Linked DNA regions of Mus musculus: region 1 is linked to region 2. Evidence: chromatin loops called from intact Hi-C (ENCODE). Cell type or tissue: left cerebral cortex. All regions are shown on one strand. Links, peaks and the distances in the headings refer to the core of each region. The heading gives the core; the rest is flanking DNA. Region 1 overlaps Casp2 (caspase 2). Region 2 overlaps Tcaf1 (TRPM8 channel-associated factor 1).

Region 1 (7,503 bases), core at 962-5,961, 400 kb before region 2:
ATTTGTTAAATGATTTCTCTTTATTCAGTGACAAAGTATGTATGTTCTCTTAGCTTAATAGTCCTCCTTTTTACTGATATAATAAGCTGCAAGTTTAACATGGCCAGGGGTGTGTGTGTGTGTGTGTATGTGTATGTGTGTGTGTGTTAATTTTTATTCCATTCTTCAAGCGAAATTAACTTTTAACTGTCTCTAGAATACTCACAGCTATTCATTCTCTTCAAATAAATTCATAGTATTTATAACAAATACTATGTTATAGGTTGCTTCTGCTTACCCAAAAAATATGTCTCCTTTCTCACCAAAACCAGTTTCACCATTTCCAGTTATTACAAGGGTATACAAGCAGAAGTATCCGAGCAGGCCAGGTATGATCATGAGTGTTGGTGATCCTATACCAGCTTAGGACACTAAGGCAGAAGAAGCACTTGAGAGGTCAAGGCCAGTATGGGTTTTATAATAAGTTCTGGCTTAGCCTGAGCTATGTAGTTTGTCCCTGTCTCTAAACAAACAAACAAACAAACAAAAAACAAAGAACAAATAAATTTTAAAATGTCAGATTTAGGGGGAGGGTTTATTACAGTAATGTGCTGAAGCTCAGCTTTTCACATATTGACAAGTTAGGCGCCTTTAAAAGCTCCAGAACATTGACAAGTGAGCAGCCTGTTGAGAGTGGAGAGGATGGTAAATGTGAGTCTTGTGTGCTGTGACTATTCTGCCTATAGCAAATTCATGTTCATTTTATTTCTTTAAAATTTGTAATAAGATGAACTAGCATAATGATGGGCTCTTTTCTTTCTGTCCACTGCAAGTGGAAGGAAGGCTTGAACTGGGCCTCTTCAGTTGCAAAGGGAGGACCTAGGTCTAAAAACTGTAATGGATACTATGTAGTTTTCTTTCAAAAAACCAAATTCTGAACTTGCTGGTATCTGTATAGTTAATCAATGAAGATAAAATTCTTAAGTCGCACCCCAGGTTGAGCAATAATAAATTTCTTTAAACCAATACTGTAATTATTACTCTATCAGACATGTTTATTATAATAATGGAGGATCTTTGAAGTATGTGATTAGATTTACGGTGATTCTTTCTTTGCAATATTCCACTTAACTGTCACAAACTAAGAGACAATTTACTTGTAATGATTTTCTCATAAAGAGAAAAGTGGATGTTAGAGGGAAAGTTAAAATCTTTTGTTGTAATATATGAATTGGGTTTCCCAACTAAATGGATCTGATCTCAGATCCATATGTAAAGTCTTCCCTATATGGAGGATCATCACAGCTGCTTCTCATGAGCAATGGATCTTGTGCAGACATCATTGTGGCACACTTAGAATCAGACAGATACTAGATAAGTCCTGCTGTTCTCCAGTCTTGAGACTAGATCCTGTGTCAGAGCAGTCTATGCTCTTATAGCTGAGAAAGTTCTGTCTCCTTATGTACAAATGGGCTGAGGGCTTGGGAATGAGTCATAGTTGGCACACTCAGGGTAACTTCATGTTTGTTTGTTTTCTTAACATGTATTTATGTGTGTTGACATGTGTTTAGGGGTGTGTGTGTGTGTGTGTGTGTGTGTGTGTGTGTGTGTGTGTGCGCGCGCGCGCATGCATGTGTGTATGTAGAGTCCCTAGGGTTGATGTTAGGACTTTGCTTTCTACCTTACTTGTTGAAGCAAGGTCTCCCAGTTGAACCCAGAGCTTGCTGGTGTGATTAGTGTAGCTATCGAGCCAGCTTGCTCTAGGAGTTCCTCTGTCTCTGCCTTCCAGGTGTTAGCATTATAGTCACAGTCCTGTGCTCACCCAGTATTACTCAAGTACACTTTACCCACTGAGCTGTCCCCACACACACACACCATGTGGCTTATTTGGGAACTCACTTTAATACAGGAGTTCTTAATCACTTCAATGAACTCGGGACTCCATATTCAGAGTTTGATGTCTGAAGTCATTTGCATTTTTCTTGTGAATATATAGTTTTCTTTAGCCTTTCAGAGAGTTTATGTGTTACCAATGATCACAGGAAAATGGAGGAAAATACCTTTATCTTCCAGTAGATTGGGTTTCATTGAAGCAAGGCAGAGATTAATTCAAACATCAGAGGTTGATGCTGGCTACAGTGAACAATACTAGCAGGTGTCTCTGTCTTCTAGGAAATGCAAGAGAAACTTCAGAATTTTGCACAGTTACCTGCACACCGGGTCACAGACTCCTGCGTAGTGGCACTCCTCTCACATGGTGTGGAAGGTGGCATCTATGGTGTAGATGGCAAACTGCTTCAGGTGTGTATAATTTTGTGTCCTATCTGTACACCTGTATTAGCTACTTTTTCCTTGCTGTGACCAAATACCTGGCAGGAAGCTTCTGAAAGGAAGAGTAACTTTGGCTTACGGCTTGAAGGCACACAGTCCGTTGTGGCAGTGGGGACTTAAGGTGGTTTGTTCAGCCATGTCATCTGAAGTTTTGATACTGCTGAACATAGAATATCTTCATTGTTTTCAGGGGTAGTTAATTTTTTTTTATAATCATCAATGCTAAGAACACTGATTAATATGAATACATAGCATAAAATGGCAGATGTATGTTTTGAACTGTTTCAGAAATTGTTGGAAAAGCAATCCCAAACCAAAATCCATTCAATAATTTTTTTATGAAACTCAATTTAGCAATTCAAAAAGCAATTTTTAAGACCAAACTTTCTAACAGTACAGTCCAAAAATTCCAATCTTATATGTCTATGCTAACAAATGCTGATAGAAAAGTATTAAAAGTGTGTTTTCTATAATTAGACCATTAGCTTCGCTAAAGACAAAACTCTTTGTCCAATAAAGACACTATAGGAATCTAAGCTAAGTATTTAAGCCTGCTTTACTGGAACATGCAGTGCCAAGTACACATGTTACATGTTCATAACTAAGGCTGAAATGAAGCCACACAATAGAACAAGCACAGGAGCATTTCAGATTCATTATGCATTTGATTTTAAATAAGACACCTGAACAGATCACCTTTAAACATAGCCTGTCCCTGGTTCTCTTTAAGACTTAATGGGCATCTCATAGTGAAAAATATATTTCTAAGAATCTTCTAAGTTTTAGCTGTTTCAACACTGATCAAAAGTATAAATTTAAAGTATTATGAGTCTGGCGTTAAAACCTGTAACAGAGAACCAGTTACACTCAATATACGGTGGCAGAGTACACATTTCTGTTCCAGAAAGTAAGCAATGGGACAAATGAAGTGGACAGAAACTGCCCTGAAGCCCCTGAGTGAATGACAAACCCAGCTCAGCATCTGGGGTTCTTCATTGCAGCGTTTGCTCCAGCTAACATGAAAATCTTGCTCCTTGCAGCTTGGCATGTGGCTTATGTGGCCTCTTTGCTTCACTTGGTGCCAACAGCTTTCCGTATCTGGGGTCCCATGTATCTGGTTTCTCCATATATGATGTCTTTGTTTACATCTTAGCAGTCACTTTCTGTTTTACCCACTCAGGAGTTCTATACAGGGATCCAGCCTTACTGAGGCTACACATTGCCTGGCCTCTTGGCTTTCTGGAGCCTTGGTGTAAGTCTCTGATTCTACCTCCTTCTCTGCTGCCAGCTTGAGATGTAGCCCGGCTACAGCAGCCTCTGGCTTTAGCTGACCCTCGGAAAATACTTCCCTGGGTAGCCTGTATCCAGGCGACACCTAAAGATTATTTTTTCAGGCACTCTGTTATTATTTTTTAGGACACACCTAAAGATTATTTTTCAGGTACTCTGTTTTATGGAAATTTGTACCCTCAACCCTGTAACTCTTGATTGGGATCTTTTCCCCTAGTTTCCCTCTTTCCCATTGTCCAATGTAGAGTTCAATTTTTGCCTTAATGGCTGTGATAGAACTCTCTCCCATGATGTCTGGGACTGGGCTCTAGTTATCCTCAAGGACAAGTTTCCTAGAGCCTTTGACACCTGAGAGTCTGAGGCATTCTGGTAAATAATAAAGAATTTCTACCCTGTCCTTCATTTTAACCAAGCTCAAGGGCCTTTCTTCATGAAAGTGCATTTTTATATCTTTATGCTGTACACTTCACTCACTGTAATGGTGGGTAAGTTTAGTGAGCAATAGGTCACTATGGTGACCCATGTCACACAGCCTGAATGTTATGGTAAAATATACTCTGCTAAATAAATTAGTCCATTATTTAAATTCAACCTCAAGTTTTCAGAATATAGACGACTGCGTCCAATTCCTCACCAAAGTAGGACACAAGCTGAGTTCTCATTAAAGTCCTTGATCTGTTCTAGGATCTATTGAGCCTAGCCTGTGTCTTCATTTTTCTTAATTAACACTTGGGTGTCTTGAAAACCCACTAAAATTGCCCCTGAAGCCCTGCTTAGAGCATTCTGGGCTTTTTAGCCTGCAGCTTCTAATTCTCCCATATTCCTCCAACAAACTAGTTCCAATGGCCTATGAACCATGTGGAAAGATTATGGCTGTATTGACCCCAAACTGGCATAAGTTTTCAGTATTGGTTTTCTTGGACTGAGACCAAAAATTCTTAACGAGAAACAGTTTGTTTTGGCTCCTTGTTTGACAATATAAGCCCCCGTGGCAAGAAGCCAGCTCTCCAGTGGAGACAGGAGCAGTAGGCTTCTTGTATTTGGGTAAATTGTGTAGCATAAAAGAAGAGATGCTGGCATGTCTGGCTTTCTTTGCCCCAACCCTTTCAGTCTGGGTTCCAGGTCTTTCCTCCTCAGTTAATTCTTTCTGGAAATTCAATACCCTCAAAAATAAACTAAGTGTATCTCCCAAGTGACTGTAAATCTAGTCCAGTTGACAAGATCAGCTATCTCCCTACCTTTCAGATGAAGGTTGAATTTGTATGTGTTAGACTTCAAGAGGTCTCACTGGCTACCTAACTTCCCCTCTCCCTTATTTGTTTCTGGTAGCTCCAAGAGGTTTTTCGACTTTTTGACAATGCTAACTGTCCAAGTCTACAGAACAAGCCAAAAATGTTCTTCATCCAAGCATGTCGTGGAGGTGAGTGCCCTGGCAAACCAGCACCTGGGTGGTGGCTCCTGGGCAGCCTCCACCAGCTCTCACTTTCCTGTTTGCTCCTCTCAGGTGCTATTGGATCCCTTGGGCACCTCCTTCTGTTCACTGCTGCCACCGCCTCTCTTGCTCTGTAAGTGTCTCCCAATGCATGGGGTGTGCTAGGACTTGGGCAGCCCATGGCTCTCAGTCTGACCAGCTCTCTACACCTCCATGGCTGTCAGGAATCTCTTATCAGTGTGTGCTCTTTTCCTAAGAACTTGGCTCTTCTCTGCTTATTAACTGCAATGTACTTTTTATTGTTTTTCATTCCAGTTAAGGATTTCTGCTTGACTCTTCCAAATCTTCCTTCTCTTACCCTTGCATTTTCTCTCTGTGCCATGTTCACGCTCCCATGCGCTTGCCTCCTTTCTTTACCATTCTTGGAGCATGCAGGAGAACAGTACAGACCTCATGTCTGCATCATGTCTGCCTCGGACTCTCCTGAGCTGCTTCGATCCTCTTGCATGCAGTGTCTTCTACCCCTTTAAGAGCCAGGCCTGTGTAACATGGCTCAGAAGACACATAGGCCTCCTTCTCATCTAGAGGAAAACAGTAGTAATTAAGAATCTAAATTTGGAATCAGATTGTGACTCTACTGCTTAATAATTATGTAAAGTTAGAGAAGTCGCATCACATCCCTCTACTTTATTTCCTTCTTATAAACTGTGTGTAGTCAACTTCTTTAAGCTGTTGTGATGATTATCAAAATTGGCACCTAAGAGCTTTCAGGGTAAATGTGGAAAGAAAGCCAGTCACAGCTGCTACAACCTGGTCAGCATCCTCCCTGGGTTAAAGTTTGTATTATCCAAACATGCAGGTCCCTAATGTTTCCCTGTGTATCACTGCAGAGTGTATTTTAAAGTCTTGCAATGACTGTAAATTCCATCACAGAAGCAGAAGGAAATGTCTAGCTAGTATATGGATTACTAGGGAAGTTAAAGCAAGTGTGTGTGGAGCATCTTGAGTTTAAATCTCATGCCAGGATGAAATTTGTGTGATAGCAACTGTACAAGTAAGAGTATGCAGCAATGAGGTGATCTTGTCTGAGGCTCATTTGACAAGGCTTTTGTAGCTGCAGAAAGACTTAACTTAAACCGTGCATACATGCTTTATACAGGTGTGAAGAGAGCCTTTCCCAGAAAAGGGATGGAACACATGACAAACACAACATTATAAAATTTATCTTCTAAGTGTATAGTGTGCCACCATTTAGCATTATCCACCCACCCCAACTATATAATATATTTGCCGTGCTCAAATATACAAGGCTAAGCACCTCTATAAGTGATGAAGTGAGATGTGGCTGATCGTAAGCTGTTAATCTAGCTAATTACAAACCTTTAGTCATAGCTGAGATTTTGAGCTTTAACGGATAATACTTTGTGAGCTTAACTATGAAATTAATATGGTGCATTTTTCCAGGAACGTTACCGTGGAAGGGGAGCTGCGCTAAGAAAAGAACATGTGAGGGAGGGCAAGCATTTTTCATTCATAGATGTTTCTCTAGGCCCAGAGCACTGCTGTACACACACAGTAGCACTTAGAAGTTTTGAGTGAAAGAGGAATTGTATGTCTAGAAATGGGCAGTGATGTAGAAAGCAGTTGTGAAGAGAAGGTGGAGAATGTTTATTGATTAATATGCCTGAAACTTGAAGGCAAGAGGTAAGCTCTCCATCGCTTAAAGGACATCCTTAGCCTGGTCTAGATGGCAGTAACAACAATGCAGACCATTTTCTTCCTATCTCAGAAGTGTATGTAGTGCTGGAGTTGGAGGAAGAAATTGCTCTTTTTCTGGAGTAATTTTTGTTGCACTTAATCCAGTGTCTAAAATCAGGCCCATTAAAGTATGACATGAAGCTGAGGCTTCTCTAAAAGTTCGAGTTTGCCAGTCTTTCCAAAATACAATGATTGACTCCCAAGCTAGAAGGATAAGCTCAATAAGAACATAGTGTTTAACTCAGTGTGCCCCTAGATCTTAGTAAGAGACAGTGCCTGATAGGTACATGAACAATACTTTAAGAAAAAAAAAATTTGCCGGGCGTGGTGGCACACGCCTTTAATCCCAGCACTTGAGAGGCAGAGGCAGGCGGATTTCTGAGTTTGAGGCCAGCCTGGTCTAGAGAGTGAGTTCCAGGACAGCCAGGACTACAGAGAGACCCTGTCTGGGGGGGTGATTGAGTCAGTGAATCTTGGTCCTTTTCCCAAAATTCTTCAGGCTTTGGTTTGTCTTGCATGCAGGGCGTCCTGTGAAAAGGTGATCTTGGGTTTGATGTGCTGACCTGTTGATGTTCACGCTGTCAAACATATGTAACAAACATATGCCTGCTATGTCCTTCCTAACTCTAAAATAAACAGCAGCTTGTTCATTTTTTAGGAGAAAGTACTCAAATTTGTTTTTCTAATTTTAAGTTCTTCCATTTTTGAACTTC
Region 2 (7,503 bases), core at 965-5,964:
ACATAAGCTACTATTTATTTCAAAATCGATTCCTCCCTTTTCCATTTAAACAGCAAGGAATATATCTACACGTCTTGCAAGCAAAACATTTTTACTCTCCTTGCCTTCTAGCTACGCGGCTGTGGAGAGAGGGTCCTTGGGGGCAGACACACAGAGCTTCCGGAGCACCCACCTACTGAGATCTGAACATCAGCCACTATCCTCTGTGGCAGACGCAAAGGGAAGGTCTCGCCTCCCAGCTTAGCCACAGCCTGCATCATCTCATCCCAGAGGCGGAGCAGTGGCTCAGGATTCTCCAGCGTTCGAAGATTTGCAGTGGGCACAGTCAGGATGATGTTGTCAGTGGCCAGTTCTCCCCATGGACCTGGATATTCCAGGAGACGCCTCTTCCATTCTTCCTTGGATGTCTCCCCTATAAAGAGAGGCAATTGAAATATTGCCTTGAAATACCTTTCTCCAGATCCCTTATGATAAAACACATCTACAACTTTCACTCCAGATGAGAACCACAAGATAAGAAACCACACATCTCTTTTGGACGTCCCCGTGGGTGTGATTTATTTATTTTTCTTGGCACCAAAGCAGAACTTAAAGACACCAATCACCTCCCTCCACTCGTCTACCCCCACCTCCTGTACTGAGTAGCCCCAGAAACCTCTTCAGTTTTAGCTTCTCCCACCTCGCAGTGTGAACCTTGTAGTGTCTACTTACCTAGCTTGTAGAATGGAGCACGAACAGCCCCCTTCACTGTAAGGGGCACAGAACCCAGTTTGCTATTCTGAGGCACAATGATATAGAGGAGACCACCCCAGAGGCAGGTGATTGATTTCGTGGGTTTGTCCAAGCAACACCGGTTAATCACAAGGGGGCCTCGGAACAGCTTGCTGGCCCTTGTCAGATCATCAGTATGACAGCCAATTTGTATCTGGAGCAGAGAAATAACCCTCAGTCACATGGAGTATGTGGGTGGCACAAGAGAGCATAGGAAGTAGACTCAGAAGGGCCATTAGGTTATGACCCCATGTACCACTGACGAGGCCATGTATAATAGTATTGAAATTGTAGCATTTCTTGAGTTCATAGGAACTAAGTTATGTGATAGAAAGTAAAGTACTATTCACCAACTGAATATCTACAAACTGTCAGGGAACCTTCCATGTGAGGCCTTTCTTAGTCTTTATTGTACGATGTAAGTTAAAAGAACAAATTTTAAGAGTAGAGATTGCTATTCTGAGGCAAAATGGTATAGAGTCCTGGGCTCTACAATGTACCATTTTGATATATTTTGTTATATATAAAAACATAGGTTTTTTTCATCATTAAGAAGGAAAAGGGGTTTAAAACAGACCTAAACTGCCAGCAGCATTTTACACAGACCACCTACAATGCCAACTGGGATAGCAAGATCATTTGAATTCTGCATTATGTGGTGAGATGGAGAGTGGCCTTACCTTCAGGTCAGCAGAGGCAGCACTCTCAGGCACGGAGACATCTATGACTTGCCTTCCAGGTATGTAGAGTCCGGTGCTCATCCAGCAATATCGAGTGCCTGCCAAAACACAGGAAGGGCAGACTTCATCCCTGCTCCATACAGTGCTGCACGGATCCCTCATGACTTCAGCTGCTCCTTTCCCTACCATGTTGCTATGACCCTTTCAAACACTGCCTAATACCCGACCCCTATAATCTTGAAGAAGAAGGCAATGAAGGATAGTGATGACCTTCTACAGATGTGCAACACTGCAGCAGTCTTGTGCCCCTGTTTTGCAGATGCCCATAAAACCAAGCTCCCACCCTTCTGCTGTACCTGGATTAGTGCAATTGACATTCACGGTGATGGGAGACGCTGAGGGGCGCAGGTAGCGGCTGCTGTACACGTCTTCAATTTCTGGGATCAGCAGTGAGAGGTCACTTCCAGAGTGGGCCAGACCTGTGGCCAGGGAAAGCATGGCTCCCCTACAACAGTCATTGATGACCGGGTTCTCTCTGGTTGCCACTGGAAGCCGATAGCGGCTCAGCAGCTTCCTCAGGAGTCTGTGCACAGACATGTAAGCAGGGATCTCTTCTGCAGGAATCTGCAGGAAAGTTGCCCCATCTGGGCCTAGCTTGGCTAGCCAGCCCTTCTCCACATTCCCTCTCTTCCTGCCCATTATCACCTGGAACTCTGCTAGGGTAGAGCGGAAGTGATAGGTCCTTGTTCCTATTTTAGGGGTACGGAAAGGTCCTGGATTGAGACTCTGGCTTGTGATGCTGATACCAAAGGCATTGAGGAGCAGGTTTCCTGGGAATCGAGCCAGAGGGGACACTCCTGGGTTCTTAAAAGCCCACCACCAGGCTTGAGTTCCAACAAACAGCCCACCACCCTCTGCTACAAACTCCTGTAGTTCCTTAACCCCCACATCGCTTGTGGGTTCAAAACAATAGACACTTGCGTCACTGGTCAGGTGGGGCTCAATGCTGGTGTCTATACCCCCTACTGCGAGCAGACCACTTAGTGTTCTCAGCTCTGTCTGTACCACAATCTTGCCTTTGCGGCCACCATCCAGCCAGCGGACAGCATTGAGCAAAAAGGGGCCGAGTTTACCCACAGTAAATAAAACCTTATGACCAGTTACAACTACCCGACCCCGGCCATAGCGAGCTGCAGCTATCACACAGCCATGGTAGGTATCTAGCCCCAAAGGAAAAGCCAAAGACCCATGAACTAGTAGCTGGGATGGGAAGCAGTCCGAGTTGGTGATGTCCAGGTCTATTATGCCACGCAGAAGCTCATCTCTGTCATCTGAGAGGTCGTCATCACAACTGCAAAAGACACACACTCCTGATTAGAAGGACTACTCTTCTTTTAGTTCCTTGAATGCTGCCTGCTACATAAGGGTATTTACTATTGCTTTAACTAATTCTGTTTTCAGTTATTGTAGAAAATTTAGGAGAACAGAGTGGGTGAAAAATTTTGGGAAGGAGATACAAGATCTCAATTAATTCTGTTATGCTCATTTTAAAATCACCATTTCTTCAAAGGAAATTCTATGGAAAATCTTGCTGTGTTTCTCTGACACTAAACTTTAGACACCACCTTCTAGACATAGGATCATGTTTATTCCAACCATGTATTCCAGAATGCAAAGAATTCGGTGAGGAATTATGTTCTGATTCTTAGAATGAGTCTTACTGATACATTTCTCACCATTAATGTGATAAAGGAAAAGTCTGTGGAAAACAGAGTTCATGGTGTCGGCAAAGAGTCAGTATCTTAGAAGATGGGGTTGGGGTCAGTCATTATCTCATGAGACCACTGCCTACATATATAACTTCACCTGTCTCTTGCTTGCTCAACAGGAGTGCTGGAGTGCTGTGGAGTTTTGCTCAGCACTGGTGTATTTCCTATGCATAATATACCCCCTTCCCTGCTGAGAACCTTAAGCCACCTATAAATGCCAAAGGGAGAGTGAGTCCTGGATGCCTAGGATAACCTCCACACACTTGGAATTCCAGAATCGAATCTGTTACTTCAGTTAGGAATCACGCTATGGCAGTCATGTGTCAGGAGAATGGAGTTTTAGTCCCCGTACTGTTCAGAGTTCTGACTAAGTGATGAGAAACTGGGGCGTTGCAGCAGACTGGCTTTCTCCTTCCTCGAGGCAACAACCGTGAAAATCATTTTTCTGGCTCTGATTTGACTTCCCTTTCATACTCTCCTGTGATGAGATAGAACATGAAGATAAACTTGCAGTATAGCAGGGCTCAATCAGGAAAGTGGGAGAGGCAGCTATTTATACTGAACACTACGTAGATGGAATCAGATGAATCAGAGGCCTCCAGGAAGAGAAGAGTGTGGGATGCATGTGAGTAAGAGAAGGTGAAGGAACAAAAGGGCCAGAATGATTTTTTTTTGGGGGGCGGGGGACAAGAAGTCACAGGAGCCAGTAAAGATCAGCCCAGAATTCTCATGCACCTTACAATGGACAAGAATCACTACATATCACAGCGTATAGATGCTCAACAGGCCTACAAAAAGGTGCTTGCCACTATTACTCACCATGGAAATAGAAATACAATTAACAGCGAGGTATGGGCGCCCATCTACTAGAATGAGTATTATTAAAAGATACCAAGTCTGATGAAGACATGAAGAACAGGAAATTCTTGCGTACAGTTGGAAGGAATTTAAACTAGTAGTACCAATATAGAAAATGGGTTGAAAAGTCCTTGAAAGCCTAAAATAGAGGTACCACCTGACCCAGGCAATTCTCCATTGGGTGTGTATCCAAAGCAAATAAGATCAGTGCCTTCCAAACACTCTCATATTCCTTGAAGCATTTACACAATAGTCAAGATAAAGAAGATAATCTCAGCATACATGCTGGTGAGAGGATAGCTTATTATGTGAAGTTTTGGTGAGGACACTATTTATTTTTCCTTGGTTTTTACTTAGGAAGGAGATGGCTGAAATACTACCAATCTTTCCATTTTGCAGGCCTGTCTTCCCAAGCAATCTTTGCCTAATGCAGGATTGCAAGTGATTTTTTTTTTCTGTGCTGTAATTTAGAAGTTTTTCAATTTTTCTTTTGTACTTGAGTCTGGACCTGTTTTTGAGTATTTTGTGTGAAATAGGTTGAGGATCAAAGTTCATCTTTCCCATAAAGGTATTTAGTTGATCCCGAGCTGTATGCTGAAAACAATGCTCTTTCCTCACTGAGCAAATCTCTCTGGACAATGTGATCTGTTTCAGTGACGAATTTGTCTACCCTTGTGGCAGTTTCACAGTGTTTCCATCTCATTGTTCATTTCACATCTTTTTTTTTTTTTTTTTACACAGGCATTGGATTATCCATTCACCAGATGGGTGCGTATAGTGCAGGGAGAGGTTTGCTGAGAGCAGGTGAGATGGCTCAGAAGATAAAGGTATTTTCTGTATAATCCTAGAGACATGAGTCCAATTCCTAAAATCCATGTAGAGGACAAAGGACAGAACTGATTCTGTTTTCTTCTGACCTCCACACGTGTGCTTGCACATGCCCTTCCATCCTCCACATCTCTCTCATATACACAATAATAATAATAAATTTACAAAAGATAGTTTGTAAGAGACCACATTAATGATCCTTTTGTTAGAATATATTATATACAATTGTTAGATTTTTATTAGTATCCATTGTTATACTAATAATGTCCTTAATTCATAAATTAAACCTTAGTATATTTAGGTATGTATAGAAAAGTCCATTTTCTAATTTTTAATATCCGTGCCTATTTTTTTTTTTTTTTTGTCTTATAGCATTGGTGGAGTGCTTTCAATACAAGCCTTTAGAGAAAGTAGGATCACAAGTGTTACTCTTGCCTTGTTCTCATTTCTTCTTTTTTTTTTAATGGCTAAAGTATGCATTTAATTTTGGCATATCTGGCATAAAACTTAATAAGTAGTAAGGGGACAAACAGAATTCAAAGGATTAGATAAAATTCAGAGTTAGATTTTAGAAATTCTTTTTTAAAAATATTTTTATTATTACGTATTTTCCTCAATTACATTTAGAATGCTATCCCAAAAGTCCCCCATACCCTCCCCTCCACTTCCCTACCCACCCATTCCCATTTTTGGCCCTGGCATTCCCCTGTATTGGGGCATATAAAGTTTGCGTGTCCAATGGGCCTCTCTTTCCAGTGATGGCTGACTAGGCCATCTTTTGATACATATTCAGCTAGAGTCAAGAGCTCCGGGGTACTGGTTAGTTCATAATGTTGTTGCACCTACAGGGTTGCAGATCTCTTTAGCTCCTTGGATACTTTCTCTAGCTCCTCCATTGGGGGCCCTGTGCTCCATCCAATAGCTGACTGTGAGCATCTACTTATGTGTTTGCTAGGCCTCGGCATAGTCTCACAAGAGACAGCTATATCAGGGTCCTTTCAGCAAAATCTTGCTAGTGTATGCAATGGTGTCATCGTTTGGAGGCTAATTCTAAAATAAAAGCAGTCACCATTTTATCCCTATATAATGTTTCTATAGTTAGATATATACAAAGGCACACACCTGTAATCATACAACTTGTGGGCCAGGGTGTGTGGAGGCAGCAGGATTTATGGAGTTCAAGGTCAGATTTGGCTGCACTGTACTTCATCAAGACCAGCTTGTACTATTCGAGATACTTTCTCAAAAACACCAATGAAGCAAAATAAAATTAACAAGACAAAGTGAGAAGGTTTCTAGTTGCATGCCTCTTCTCAGATGGAAGACATTCCTTTTTATATGGAGTATGTTGATATGTTATCATGATTGATTATGGAATCTTGCTAAGCGTTTTGTGTGCATCTATCGAATTGCATGATGTTCTCACTTTTAACGCTGTCATGCTAAATTAACCTGGCTTCTGATTGCAAAACCAGTAGTTCATACCTAGAATAGCTGAATTTTGCTTATATATGTGTGTGTGTGTGTGTGTGTGTGTGTGTGTGTGTATGCAAATCTATTGCACTTACTAATATTTAATCAAGAACATTGCATCTAGTATTGTTCTATAGGTTTCTTTTCCTTAAAAAGCCTTTTTTTCACCTTATTTATTTGTGTGCATGTGCATGTGTGTGTGCATGTGAGTGTGTGTGTGTGTGTGTGTGTGTGTGCGCACGCATATGCAAATGCCAGAGGTTGGTATCATGCTAGGTACTTTCCTCAATCAATCACTTTCTACCTTATTTTCTGCCTTATGTCTTTTTGTGGATCCAGGCTCATCAACTGAGCTGGACCACCTGGCCAGCAAGCCCAGGCTATCCTCCTGTTCTTCTTACTCAATGTTCAGATTACAGGTGTGTTACCCTGGCTGACTCCTCTTCCCCCACCATGGAATTTAGGGAACCCAACTCAGGTCTTCATCATGCTTGCATCACAGCCATTTTACATACTTAAACCATCTCACCAGCCCTTTCTTTAATTTCAGTAGAACAGAAATGCTGGTGAAGCAATAACTTTTGGGGTGCTTTCCTCCTATTTTCTGGAAGAATATCTGTGTAGGGTTCTCATTATTTGCTTCTTAAAAGTTTCATAAAATTCATCAGTAAGTCTATTGGGGACTGGGGTGCTATTTGACATACATATATACACAGACACACACACACTATATATATATATATAGTGTGTGTGTGTCTGTGTCTCTGTGTGTGTGTGTGTGTGTTTAAAACAATAGGGAAGTTGTTTCTCCATATCTTTGACATAACTACTGAAAAAGTGTTAAACAGCTGAGTTATACTTGGCAGAACTAAGACCTTAGCACAGGTTAAGTACTAGTTACTAAAGTACTTAGCTAGACATGTGGCAAGTGCCTATCAGTCCACTTAGAATGTTGAGGTAGAGGGTTCACTAGTCTAAGGCTAGCCTAGACTTTATGTTGAGCTCTGTTAATGAACAAAAATGTCTAACTTTTTGTTATTGTCATCATTATTACTATAACAGTTATTATTATTATTATTATTATTATTATTATTATTGAGACAAAAGCTATGTAGTTTTGACTG

What was found. Peaks named below come from ENCODE experiments on the same cell type or tissue, not always from the same donor. Only the 100,000 strongest peaks of a DNase experiment are listed, where the experiment ranks them.
Region 1: it touches region 2 in a loop (2.0-fold over the local background); 2 of 42 quality-filtered maps call a loop at or near these places.

The regions. Positions count from the first base shown.
Region 1 is chr6:42,271,766-42,279,268 of GRCm38, forward strand. Casp2 (caspase 2) reads left to right here. Exons shown (of 11, transcript NM_007610.2): 7 at 2,152-2,280; 8 at 4,930-5,020. Among named protein-coding and RNA genes, the nearest start is that of Casp2, 11 kb to the left of the region's middle. In left cerebral cortex, for the core only: no CTCF peak of the experiment used is centred there; no DNase peak of the experiment used is centred there.
Region 2 is chr6:42,676,619-42,684,121 of GRCm38, forward strand. Tcaf1 (TRPM8 channel-associated factor 1) reads right to left here. Exons shown (of 9, transcript NM_001355769.1): 3 at 1,808-2,802; 4 at 1,452-1,549; 5 at 712-925; 6 at 173-412. Among named protein-coding and RNA genes, the nearest start is that of Tcaf1, 30 kb to the right of the region's middle. In left cerebral cortex, for the core only: no CTCF peak of the experiment used is centred there; a DNase peak (open chromatin) is centred at 3,667; H3K27ac peaks cover 330 bases.